Regions from separate parts of the Homo sapiens genome. Here region 2 is linked to region 1. Evidence: chromatin contacts called from ENCODE Hi-C or POLR2A ChIA-PET data. All regions are on one chromosome and are shown on one strand. The core of a region is the stretch at or near the end of the contact, and the rest is flanking DNA. Distances in the headings are between cores, read along the strand shown.

The links. A loop is a pair of places that touch in the nucleus more often than their neighbours do. ChIA-PET counts read pairs that join two places held with the same protein, here RNA polymerase II (POLR2A). Pooled maps may share reads with other maps.
Region 2: a map of K562 shows a loop between it and region 1 (8-fold over the local background). The contact joins the promoter of TRUB2 here to the promoter of B3GALT9 in region 1. A Hi-C loop is called at or near these places in 2 of 168 maps with a recorded cell type or tissue (both K562) and 2 of 50 pooled maps. POLR2A ChIA-PET finds 5 or more read pairs at or near these places in 1 of 52 experiments (K562).

The regions. Positions count from the first base shown.
Region 1 is chr9:120,789,509-120,795,367 of GRCh38, reverse strand. It overlaps B3GALT9 (beta-1,3-galactosyltransferase 9), which reads right to left and starts at 1,901. Exons shown (of 3, transcript NM_001386823.1): 1 at 1,446-1,901. It overlaps FBXW2 (F-box and WD repeat domain containing 2), which reads left to right and starts at 1,952. Exons shown (of 8, transcript NM_012164.4): 1 at 1,952-2,014; 2 at 2,111-2,219. RefSeq lists enhancers at 939-1,028, 1,459-1,558, 1,621-2,251.
Region 2 is chr9:128,321,077-128,327,107 of GRCh38, reverse strand. It overlaps TRUB2 (TruB pseudouridine synthase family member 2), which reads left to right and starts at 4,661. Exons shown (of 8, transcript NM_015679.3): 1 at 4,661-4,808; 2 at 5,378-5,509. The coding sequence starts at 4,700. It overlaps COQ4 (coenzyme Q4), which reads right to left and starts at 4,269. Exons shown (of 7, transcript NM_016035.5): 1 at 4,180-4,269; 2 at 3,961-4,092; 3 at 1,869-1,965; 4 at 1,227-1,329. The coding sequence starts at 4,249. RefSeq lists a silencer at 3,982-4,041 and an enhancer at 4,422-4,961.

The sequences.
Region 1 (5,859 bases), core at 652-3,151:
CCAAACAATATTATCTCTGGGGCAGCTCCATCTGGACTTTTCAATTTGATTCATCAAACTGTACTGGGGTTGAGAATGTTTGCTCCAAAGAGATATGGGTGCTTGATTTTCTTGATTACCCTGGTACTGCCTTCCCTTTCATAGAGAGTATCCAATCTGTATATCTGTCTTCCTAAATGTCTTATAATGCTGTGATCAGTCACGTTCTGACTTAGAAGTCTAGAGTGACATCCTGTTGCTTAGCAAATCAAATTTGCTCTCTTGAGACCTTACTTTTAGGACACCGTAGTTGACTTCCACCCCACATAATCAATTTTTATTTCCCATGTTTCAAGTACCCTAAATGAAGTCAGGATGCTTGGAACCTTGGCCATGCTCTACCATCTACTGGATATGTGTCTCTCTTATTGTCTATATTATTGGACTGTGCTATCAAGCATGGTAGCCATTAGCCTCATGTGGCTATTAAATTAAAATTAAATAAAATTAAGAATTTAGTTCATTTACATCAGGTACTTTTCAAATGTTCAGTAGCCACAAGAGACTAGTGACTGCCTTATTGGACAGCACCAACAGAACAACTCCATCACTGGCAAAAAGCTTATTGGACAGTGTTGGTATAAGATGTATGTGAATGTGCGTGTATGCATGTATGGCTTAGGAACCCTTACAGAGAAACAAGGATAACTTGTGCGCTGGGCATTGTGGTTCACCCCTGTAATCCCAGCACTTTTTGGGAGGCCCAGGCAGGTGGATCACTTGAGCCTAGGAGTTCAAGACCAGCCTGGGTAACATAGCGAAACCCTGACTCTACAAAAATACACACACACACACACACACACACACACACACACACACACAACTAGCTGGGCATGGTGACACGCGCCTGTGGTCCCTTCTACTCAGGAGGCTGAGGTGGGAGGATCGCTTGAGCCTGGAGAAGTCGAGGCTGCAGTGAGCCAAGATCGTGTCACTGTACTCCAGCCTGGGCGACAGAGTGATACGTTGCCTCAAAAAAAAAAAAAGGATAACTTGTGCTCTGAAGTCGGTTTGGGTTGAAATCCTATGACAGCCATTTACTATGACCTTAGGCAAGATGCCTAAACCTCTTTTGATTTCAGTTTCCCCATCTCTAAAAAGGGGCCTAATAATAGTTACTAGCTTGTGGGGTTGTTGTGGGAACTGAGTGAGATGGTACACAAAAAATGTTGAGAAAGAGTGCGTGGGATTTTTTAGCTCAGTTTTAGTTCTTGACGCCAAAAGGTTTGCATGCTTCATTTCCTTCAATCCTCAGAGCCTTCGGATGGGGACCTCACTATAATTGCTATGCAGATGAAGCAAAGTCTGAGAGGTTAAGTAACCGGGCCACAGCCAGAGTGTAAACGTTGTGATTCATTCAAATCTACATCACTTGACTGTCTCTTTTCATTCAACAACCTCCTTACCTTGCTTTATTTTTCTCCTTTGCACGAGCCTTAGTTTATCTGTCTTCCTCCTCCTAATAGATGTAAGGCCCAGGCGGTCAGGGGCTTTTGCGTTTTTTGTTCACTAACCCTATCCCCTAGAACAGCGTTCGGGATAAAGAGGTGCCCAACAGGTTGTATGAATTTGGACACGTCTCTTAACTTCTCTAAGCCACAGCTCCCTCTCCTCCGTAAAATGAGGATAATAAGAAAAACTACTGCAGAGCTGGTGCAAGATCAGATTGGAGGAGGGACATAAGCGCGCTGTGCAAACCTGGATGTACGGTACGAAAGGAACCTCCGTTCTAGGTTGCACCCAGCCTAAGCACCGTGAGGGCCGCGCGGCACGCGTTCAGCTTCCCGGGACGCTCTTCTCCCCACCCCTACTCCCGGCCTCCAGCCTCCCACCACCCACCTCCGGGCGGGGACCGGAAGTGCAGCCGCTTCCGCCGGGAGCCGCGGAGCTGAGGGACGCGCGGAGATGACGCAGGCAGCACCGGAAGCCGCTCCCCTGTGAGGCTGCGGACCGGGAGCAGCGGCCGCAGGTCCGGGTCTGTATGCGAGGCGGGGCCGGTCGGGGAGGGGACTCTTAGGCGCCCGCGGCTCTGCTGACCCGCCGCGCCTTGGCTGTTTTTCTTTCCCTGCAGGCGCCATGGCTGCGGAGCGGACCCGGCCGCTGCAAGGCTCTGGCGGTCCGAGCGTGCCTAGTAGCTGTGAACCCGGCGCGAGGTCCCGGGCCCCGGGGCGCTCGCTCAGGTCAGTGCCGCGCGGAACACGATTCCGAGAGCAAGGGACCTGGGAGCAACGAATGGGTTGATGGGATCTGGATTTTAGAGACGGGAAAACAGGGTTTTGGAGTTACTGCCTCCTACTGCCTCCATTTCCTTAGCTGCGAAATGAGTTAACAGTGATGTCCCAGGGCTACCAAACGTTTGAAAGACGATGAAGTGTGATGAGGTGGTTTATGAAGTACAAAGCGCTATACTGCGCCATAATTGTGGGTATGCCATGAAAACAGGTGTGTATGTGGGGTGCTGCTTGAAGTAAAGCAAAGATAACAATATTAATGCTAAGTAATAATGGTAACTGACATTTACTGTAGGCTTACAGCGTGCCGAGTACTGTGCTAAACGCTTTACTTGCACTGTCTTGTTTAACCCTCATAAAAACCCTTGTAGGTAATGCTCTTGGCTGTATTTTACAAGTGAGGAAACAGGGCATGAGACAGGTGAAGTGATTTGCCCAAGGTCACCCAGCAACAAGTGGAGTTGCAGAACACATATTTTATAAACATTATTTGTATTCTTTCAAAGCTTTAAAAAAATTCACCTTAAAACTAAAGGCTATTTTTTGATAGTATATTATACTTAACATGGTTTTCAGTTTTAAAAGGTATACAATAAAAAGGGACCCCTCATTCCTATTCTGCAGCTCTCCAGTTCTCTCTGGAGGCAACCAGGGTTATCAGTTTCTTGAATATTCAGAATACATTTTATGCATATGTAAGTTTATAGGTGTGTATACATTTTCAGCGCCTCTGTGCTCTTTGTTTGATAAGAAAAGGGGGAAATGAAGCCTCCTTCCCTCTACCACTAACAATTATGTTGCTTTCACTCTTGACTAGGCCAGGTTCTGATAGAGGAGGAGGGGAAAACACATTTACACTGTTTTCCAGAAGGTCCTGTCTCTAATACCTCTGAGTATAGGTTTTGGGAGAATGGGTACTGGGCAAAATATTGAGCCTGCTACTTCCTGTGCCATTCTGGGAAGGCCACTCCACTTCTTGAGCCGTAAATTTCCTCATTAATGTTAGTTAAGGGCGGCATTACTGATACCTTCCATGAGGTTATGAAGATGAAATGAGATAATGTTTACCAGTGGTACTTTTTCTTTAAAACCAATATAAATATGTGAGTTGCCTAGGTAACATAGGGAGTTAATGGCAGAACCTGAGACCAAACCCAGGCTCTCATTTTCCAATTTAGGAGTCTTTTTGTTGCATGACCCACTTTGTGATTATTGATACTGAAGGCAAGAGGGCAAGTTGAATGTTAACTCTGGGGTAGGGACGTAGGGTAAGGGGGCCAAACAGCAGGGAATGTGGGTAGAATAAGGCACCTACTGGGAAACTAGAGCCTCCAATAAACAGGTGCTCTTCTTTATAAAATTAAACCCCTAGTAAGTTTGAGCCCTTGAGTTTTTCTTCCAGGTATTTTGAAGAGAAACTTAGTGATAAGATGATAGGGTCAAAAGAGATGTTAGTGGTCATGTCCATTCCACCCTTAGTGTCACAGAAATCTTTACTGCCAGGTGTTCATAGTAGTAAAACTAACAAAAAGTACCATTTGAGTTTTTACCCGCTAGACTGTACACTGTGCTAAGCATGTCCCTGCTATATTTCTGAGTTTCACCCTTCAAGTTGGATGATGGCTTCCATTTTACAGATGATAAAACTGAAGCTTAAAAGTTAGTTGGACATGCCCATAATCACATAGGAAGTGGCTGAATCAGTAAAACATCTGGCCAACCTCCAAAGTATTTTCATTTATCACATTCTGCCTCTGTGTCCAACTGTCCTTGACTGTTCGTGGTAATGGGAAACTCACTACTCTGGAGGTAGCTATTCCATTGTTGGAAAGCGCTGAGATTTAAAAGCTCCTCATGTTGAATTGAAATCCCATTTCCTGAGGTTTGTGCAACCAGTGTATGATATTTCTAGAGGCTGCCTAAAAGAGTCCAGTTTAGACCTGTTACCTTAGAAGGCCCCCTCCAAAGTTAGTTGATCTGTTCAGAAAAGTAAAAATTGGTGTTTTTTAAATAGTGCATTCTGCAGTTAGTGAGACTTGCTTTTTTAGGGAAAAAAATGCCTTTTTCAGAATAATCAGAGGTGAACTGCTCAATCTTACAAGGGATTGAGTGGTTTAAAAGGCAATCTAAGAGTTGGGAAAATTTTTTTTATTAAGAGTTAGGAGAATATATAAATCTGAGACATGGCTGAATTTTTTTAGATGTGCTCTCTGAAAAAGCTTCTTCCGTAATCTTTAGCGGTGTCATGGGCACATTAATTTGGCATTTTTTTTTTAAATTTAAGTTCTAGGGTACATGTGCACAACGTGCAGGTTTGTTACATAGGTATACATGTGAATTTGGCATATTATAGTATGTCTCTTAGATATTTGTGAATGATGGGAACCTGATAATATTTTAATGAGTATTCTAAATTTGCCTTGTAGCCGTTTGAATAACAGTTCAGCTCACTTAAATACAAGCATTTCTACAATAGATGTGTGTCAGCATGTGTATGTATGTGTGTATATATGTATGTGTAGATGTGATGGAGGAAGCTTGCCACACCACACTTTTCACTGTTAAAAATGTTTCAGGAGCAGGTGTGTGGTTTTTTTTCTTTTTTTTCTTTTTTGAGATGGAGTCTTGCTCTCTCGCCCCGGCTGGAGTGCAGTGGCGTGATCTCGGCTCACTGCAAGCTCCGCCTCCTGGGTTCACGCCATTCTCCTGCCTCAGCCTCCCGACTAGCTGGGACTACAGGCACCCACCACCATGCCAGGGGAATTTTTTGTATTTTTAGTAGAGATGGGGTTTCACTGTGTTAGCCAGGATGATCTCGATCTCCTGACCTCGTGATCCGGCCGAGCCCACCTCAGTCTCACAAAGTGCTGTGATTACAGGCGTGAGCCACTGTGCCCAGCCTGGTGTGTGTTTTTAATTGACCAGTATTAATTAACTAGCTATTGTGACAATATGCAGATGCCCACAGAAGATAATTGCTTTGTCTTGTTGCAAATTATTATTTTTTAGAAGTAGAGATTTTGAAGAAATGTTGTATAGATAAGAGGGTTGTTAGGATTTAGAGGAAGGAGGGGGCTTGTTATTGCGTGATAAGTCGATAAAACTTTTAGCCATCTGATTATTTTTTGTCAGCTAGGTAAATTTTTAATACAGATTAATAAATCTTCTCTAGCCCAAACTTTGGCTTGAAACGTATTATCTTGAAGTCTAGTCACAGTTCCAGAAATCAAAACTGTTAGCAGATGATGTGATTGCAAGGTTTGGTTGCTTCTACTAATAAATCAGATTGCTTATTTGTCTAAGAATGTTATTGCCAAATTTGATATTGGACACTTACAATTTTACTCACCTTACATTATCAAAGTTGAAAGATGAGATCTTGCTTTTTGTGTAGACCTGATCTAGGTGATATGTCTGGAAAGAAATTAACTTTCCTTTTTCACATTAATTTGGACATATGTTTTTAAAATTAATATGACAGTCTTGTGAGAAACTGAGTATTCAGAAGGAAAGTTTTTATTAAACCATGGAAATATTTAAATATATGGAAATAAAGAGAATAATAAATCCCTATGTACACATCACCCAG
Region 2 (6,031 bases), core at 3,412-5,911, 7.5 Mb before region 1:
GGGCAGGGAACTTGGCTGTCTAGTTCACCATTATATCCCCTGTACACAAAACAATGGTTGGGCTGGGCACGGTGGCTCACACCTGTAGTCCCAGCATTTTGGGAGGCTGAGGCAGGTGGATCACTTGAGGTCAGGAGTTCAAGACCAGCCTGGTTAATATGGTAAAACCCCTCTCTACTAAAAGTACAAAAATTAGCTGGGCGTTGTGGTGTGCACCTGTAGTCCCAGCTACGTGGGGGGTTGAGGCAGGAGAATCGCTTGAACCCAGGAAGCTGAGTTGCAGTGAGCCGAGACGGCGCCACTGCACTCCAGCCTGGGTGGCAGAGCGGGACCCTGTCTCAAAACAAAACAAAACAAAAAGGATGGGCCGGGCGCTGTGGCTCACGCCTGTAATCCCAGCACTTTGGGAGGCTGATGCGGGCGGATCACGTGGTCAGGAGATCGAGACCATCCTGGCTAGCACGGTGAAACCCCGTCTCTACTAAAAAATACAAAAAATTAGCCGGGCGTCGTGGCGGGCGCCTGTAGTCCCAGCTACTCGGGAGGCTGAGGCAGGAGAATGGCGTGTACCTGGGAGGCGGAGCTTGCAGTGAGCAGAGATCGCACCACTGCACTCTAGCCTGGGCGACAGAGCGACTCAAAAAAAAAAAGGGATGGCACATAGCAGAGCCTCAGTTAGTGAATGAGTTTGCCAATAGTCGGGACACCCCCTTTCCCCCTCTCCTTGTCCTCCCTGCCTGGGGCTGGAGGGGCTGGAGAGTGCCACACCTGCCATACCGTAGGGAAAGCAATGTCCCTGGAATAAAGGGATACAGTACAGCAGTGAAGAGCATGATCTGGGATTGATTACTATCTCCATTAATACCAGTTATGTGGAATTAGCAAGTTTGCTTCACTGCTCTGAGCCTCTGTTTCCTTATCTGCTAAAAGAGGATAATAATAGAACATACTTGACAGAGTTGTGGGGGGATTCAGCAAGATCACGGATGAGGCTGGCATCAGGCATGCAGTGCGAGGTTAATGAACACTGGCCAGTATTATCAATTGCAGGCATGTTCCCACCCATTTGCCTATCCCATAGAAAATGACAAAGCCTTGGCATGAGCCTGAAGAGCACTCCTGCCAATGGTGGCAGCTCAGGGCTCCTCTTTCCTCAGGGTGTCATGCCTGTGCTATTCCTCTGTCCTGTCTGGTGACTGCCAGATACACAGGAGCTGAAAACTCACGTTCACATCCAGGAAACGGAGATACTCGCGACCGAGGGAGCCTTCCGGCAGGCTCTGGAGCTTGCCCAGGTCGAGGGTGGATGTCGAAATCCGGGGACGCTCCCTGAAAGGCAAGACTTGGGCATTGGGAGGGTGTGGGCAAAGGTAGGTGAACGATCCAACTACAGCGAGCTGAGGGGCGGGAGAATGTACAGAGGAGCAATGTGGCCACCACAAGCCTTAATGGAGCACCTACAACTGGCCAGGCTAGTGTCAGGGACTTAGGATACTACCCCAAACCAAGGACATGGGCAGGGGTACAATCTCGGCAGGAAGACAGTCCTCGAATGTGACCAGAGTACTTGCAAAAGGTACTGCAAGGGAGGGGTAAAGCCAGCACATGTTATGGGAACTTAATGAAGGCACAGAGCCCTGTGGTTGAAACTGGGCCAAGGCTATCACACTGCACAACTCGGAAGTCATCAGTGTATACACATGTATGTGAATGACACCCCTGGAATTGGGCAGTGCCCAGCCTGTGCAACCATATGTAGCCAGGGTATCAAAAGCTCCCTAGCGGAACAGAACAAACACAATGTGATTCTAGAGAGGTCAGAATACCTAGAGAATGCCCCCAGACCCCCAGGCAGAGCTGGGACCTACTGCAGGATCTGGGCACCCTCTGGATCCCTCCTCATCTGGTCCCTGAGGACCTTCAGGGTGCGGTGTCCTGTGGTCTCCCCTAGAACTGCGACCATGTCTGAAAGGACAGAAACGGGCACAAATGGGGGATGTCATCTTAGGTAAGTTAGCTGACCTGGTCTGAGCCTTTGTTTCCTACAGGATAAATTAGGGATGATGTCTAGCTCTTTGTTATAAGGATTCAGGCTAAACACTTAGCAAATTACCCAGCACACAACAAGGGATCAGTATACATATCTATAGTTCTTATTCTTAATCTACTGGGGCGGGACAGCTCTAGTTAGCACAACGTTGTAAAGATTTTATAAATCACTTTTCACAATACAATATCATGTCTCCATTGATTGGTAGAGGCTTAGGCATCAGAGATGCTGGGCTACAGTCCAGGTGTGTTCACTATCTAGGTGACCTAGTACAAATTGCTTCACATTTCTGTTTTGTTTTGTTTTTTTGAGACAGGGTCTTGCTCTGTTGCCCAGGCTGGAGTGAAGTGGTGTGATCATAGCTCACTGCTAGGACTACAGGCATGCAGCTAGTTTTTTAAATTTTCTGTAGAGATGAGGTCTTGCTATGTTGCCCAGGCTGGTCTTGAACTTTGGCCCCAAGTGATCCTCCCACCTTGGATTCCCAAATTGCTGGGATTACAGGTGTGAGCCACCATGCCTGGCCTGCTTCACATTTTTCAGCCTCAGTGTCTTAATTTGTGAAGTGCAGACAACACCTTTCTTAGCTGGTTAATGTGAGAAACCATGAAAATCATATATATATAACACTTAGTGGCCAAGTGTAGCGGCTGACACCTGTAATCTCAACACTGGGGGGCTGAGGCAGGAGGATCACTTGAGGCCAAGAGTTCCAGAGCAGCCTGGGCAACGTGGCAAGACGCCGTCTCTACAAAAAAATTAAAAAATTCGCTGGTCTTGGCCGGGCGTGGTGGCTCATGCCTGTAATCCCAACACTTTGGGAGGCCGAGGTGGGAGGATCACCTGAAGTCAGGAGTTTGAGACCAGCCTGGGCAACATAGCAAAATCCCGTCTCTACTAAAAATACAACAATTAGCCAGGCCGCACAGGCCTGTAATCCCAGCTACTCAGGAGGCTGAGGCACGAGAATCGCTTGAACCTGGGAGGTGGAAGTTGCATAGAGCTGAGATTGCGCCACTGCACTCCAGCGTGGGCCACAGAGCAATACTGTGTCTCAAAACAAAACAAACAAAAAACCACTGGGGACATGGAGATATAGTGTATTTTTTGTTTAAGACAGGGTCTCGCTCTGTCGCCCAGGCTGGAGTGCAATGGCGCAATCACAACTTACTGCAGTCTCGAACTCCCCGGCTCAAATGGTCCTTCCACCTCAGCCTGGGAATACAGCCGCATGCAACCAGCCCCAATTAATTCTTGTATTTTTTTTTGTAGAGATGGGGATTCACCGTGTTGCCCAGGCTGGTTTCAAACTCCTCAGCTCAAGCCATCTGCCCGCTTCGGCCCCCCGATAGGGATTATAGGCGTGAGCCACTATAATAGCGCCTAGCCTGTTTTTGTTAGTAGGAATAACAGTACTTCCCAGAACTCAAAAATCTAGGAGGCATAAGAAAAACACTGTAGAACCCTAGAATGTTCTAGTCACACATCCAGCAAACATTTATTGAGCATTTACTATGTGCCAGGCACTATCCAGAAGGCTGCAGATGCAGTGGAACGAGGCAGACATGGTCCTCGACCTCGGAGTTGACTTTCTAGTAGGATATTATAAACTGATCGGTACTTATGAATCATCTATTTAGTCTAGATGTTCTCAATATGGCTGCATGACAGATTCTCCCAAGTAGTTTAAAGACAGACTTTCGGTTTCACGCCCATTTCTCCCTCCACTGCAGATTCAGATTCAGATTCAGTGCGTTTAGGTGGGATCCAGGAATCTGCATTTTCATAAACGTTCCGAGTGGTTACGAGCTGCAACCAGGTTTGGGTACCCCGACCTAGGCTATGTTCCAGTTACCCACAGGAAACGGCTCCAAGCCGCCCCCACGGGGGCGAGGCGCGGGCGGCCTTACCGTGGCGGTAGGGGTTATAGAGCGCCATCGCCGCGGAGCCGGCGGCCAACAGCCCTTTCTGCAGCGGGGAGGTGGGGAGGTGGTGCGAGTATAGCGGGCCGGCGCCGTCGCTCCTAGCCCGGAGGGGCATTTCTGCGGGGCAAGAAAAAGGCCGAGGTCAGAGGAGCCGGGCGCCCTCAGGCTCCTTCCCGCCTGCGCCCAGAACCCGGCGCCACTTGCCTGCCGCAGGCCGCTGTAGGCCCGGGAGCCCGCAGAGCCGACGGAGGACAGGGCGCAGCAGAGTCGCCATGGCAGCGGGCGTCCGCGGAGGATGGGCGGGTACGAAGAACGCCGCGATTCTGTCAGGCGACGGAGCGTCGGAGGGGTCAAAACTCACTGAAAAACCGATTCTGACGGCGTAGCCTACGGCCTTTCGAGGGGAAACATCGCTTCACGGGCAGAAGGCATGTAGGCCAAGTAGGCGAAGGAAACGCACGCGAACTGTCTACCGTCTACGTCCACCGATCCAAGACTCTCGCCATGTCACCTCGCCCCAGAAAGTGTCTGCAAAGGACACGCAACCACGCTCACTCAGCGCCGGGCCCTATTTCCTTCTCCACAGCCGGTTTTCCCCGAAGACTATAAAATGCGAACCTCTTCCGGCTGTGGAACATGGCGGCGCCCGTGGAAAGGACCACATTTGGGGGCGGGGCCTGGCGGTACTTCCGTCCAGGTCCAGCGGGTGCTGTGATCTTCAAGTATGGGGTCTGCTGGCTTGTCGCGGCTGCATGGGCTTTTCGCGGTCTATAAGCCCCCGGGGCTAAAATGGAAGCACCTGCGGGATACAGTGGAGCTACAACTTCTGAAGGGTGAGTGCCTCGAACCAGACCCACGTTCCCGCTCTCGTTCTCTTGGAAGTCCATCTCCGCTTCTGGTCCTTACCCCAAAACAAAATCACGTGACCTATTCACCTGGGCAGAGCGCTTTCCCAAACGCCTGTTCTCTGTGCTTTCTTACTCCTCACTTTCCTCTGTTTTCCGAGGGGGAAACTGACTCAGTATTGTTCCTTGTCACACGGTTACTACGTTGTAGAGTCTGTTTGAATCCGCCTGTTTCTTAACTACTGCTATACTGCCCTCTGCACCATGGGCTTCTGCTTTGTCTTCTACATCATACTTCCCTGTTGTCTAATCCCCCAAGTGTTTGGACAGAACAAGATATTCCTGGTCAGCATCGTGGTGCACGCCTGTAATCCCAGCTACTCTGGAGGCTGAGGCAGGAGGATCGCTTGAGCCCAAGAGTTTGACGTTACAGTGAGCTATGATGGCGCCATTGCACTTCAGCCTGGGCTACAGAACGAGGCCCTGTCTCTTAAAAAATATTTTATATGTACATATATTTGTATGTATGTGTGTATATATTATCTCTGTGTGTTCAGGTCTCAATGCCAGGAAGCCTCCCGCTCCTAAACAGCGTGTTCGCTTCTTGCTGGGCCCCATGGAAGGCAGCGAAGAGAAGGAGCTGACCCTCACAGCCACCAGCGTACCCTCTTTCATCAACCATCCACTGGGTAAGGCAGATTTAAGCAGGATCCTGTGTGTCACTTCCCAGGAAATCCCTGAGCCGAGTCAGTGTCCCAGTGCTCAGATTCCTGTGCCAGGCCCTTGAAGGTCCACAGAGGAGTGAGGTATTAGACCAGGAATTGGCAGATTTCCTTGGAAAGGGCCAGATACTGAATGTTTTAGTTTTCAGGCCATGTGATTTCCGTTGGAACTGCTCAACTCTGCCAATGTAGTGCCAAACAGCTATAGACAGTATCTAAAGGAATGAGCCTAGCTGTATTCCAATAGAACTTTATGAATATTCATATTTGAACTTCAGGTAATTTTCACGTGTCACTAAGTACAGTTGCCTCTGAGTCCATGAGTTCCACATCCCATGATCCAGCTTCAGATTGGCAGTATTTGGGAAGAAAAACACAAAGTTCCAAAAAGCAAAACTTGAATTTGCTGTGCACCTAGTACTGTGTTGAATCCACTCAAGGTGATGCATAGGCATTATATTAGGCATTATAAGTAATCTAGCTAGGCGT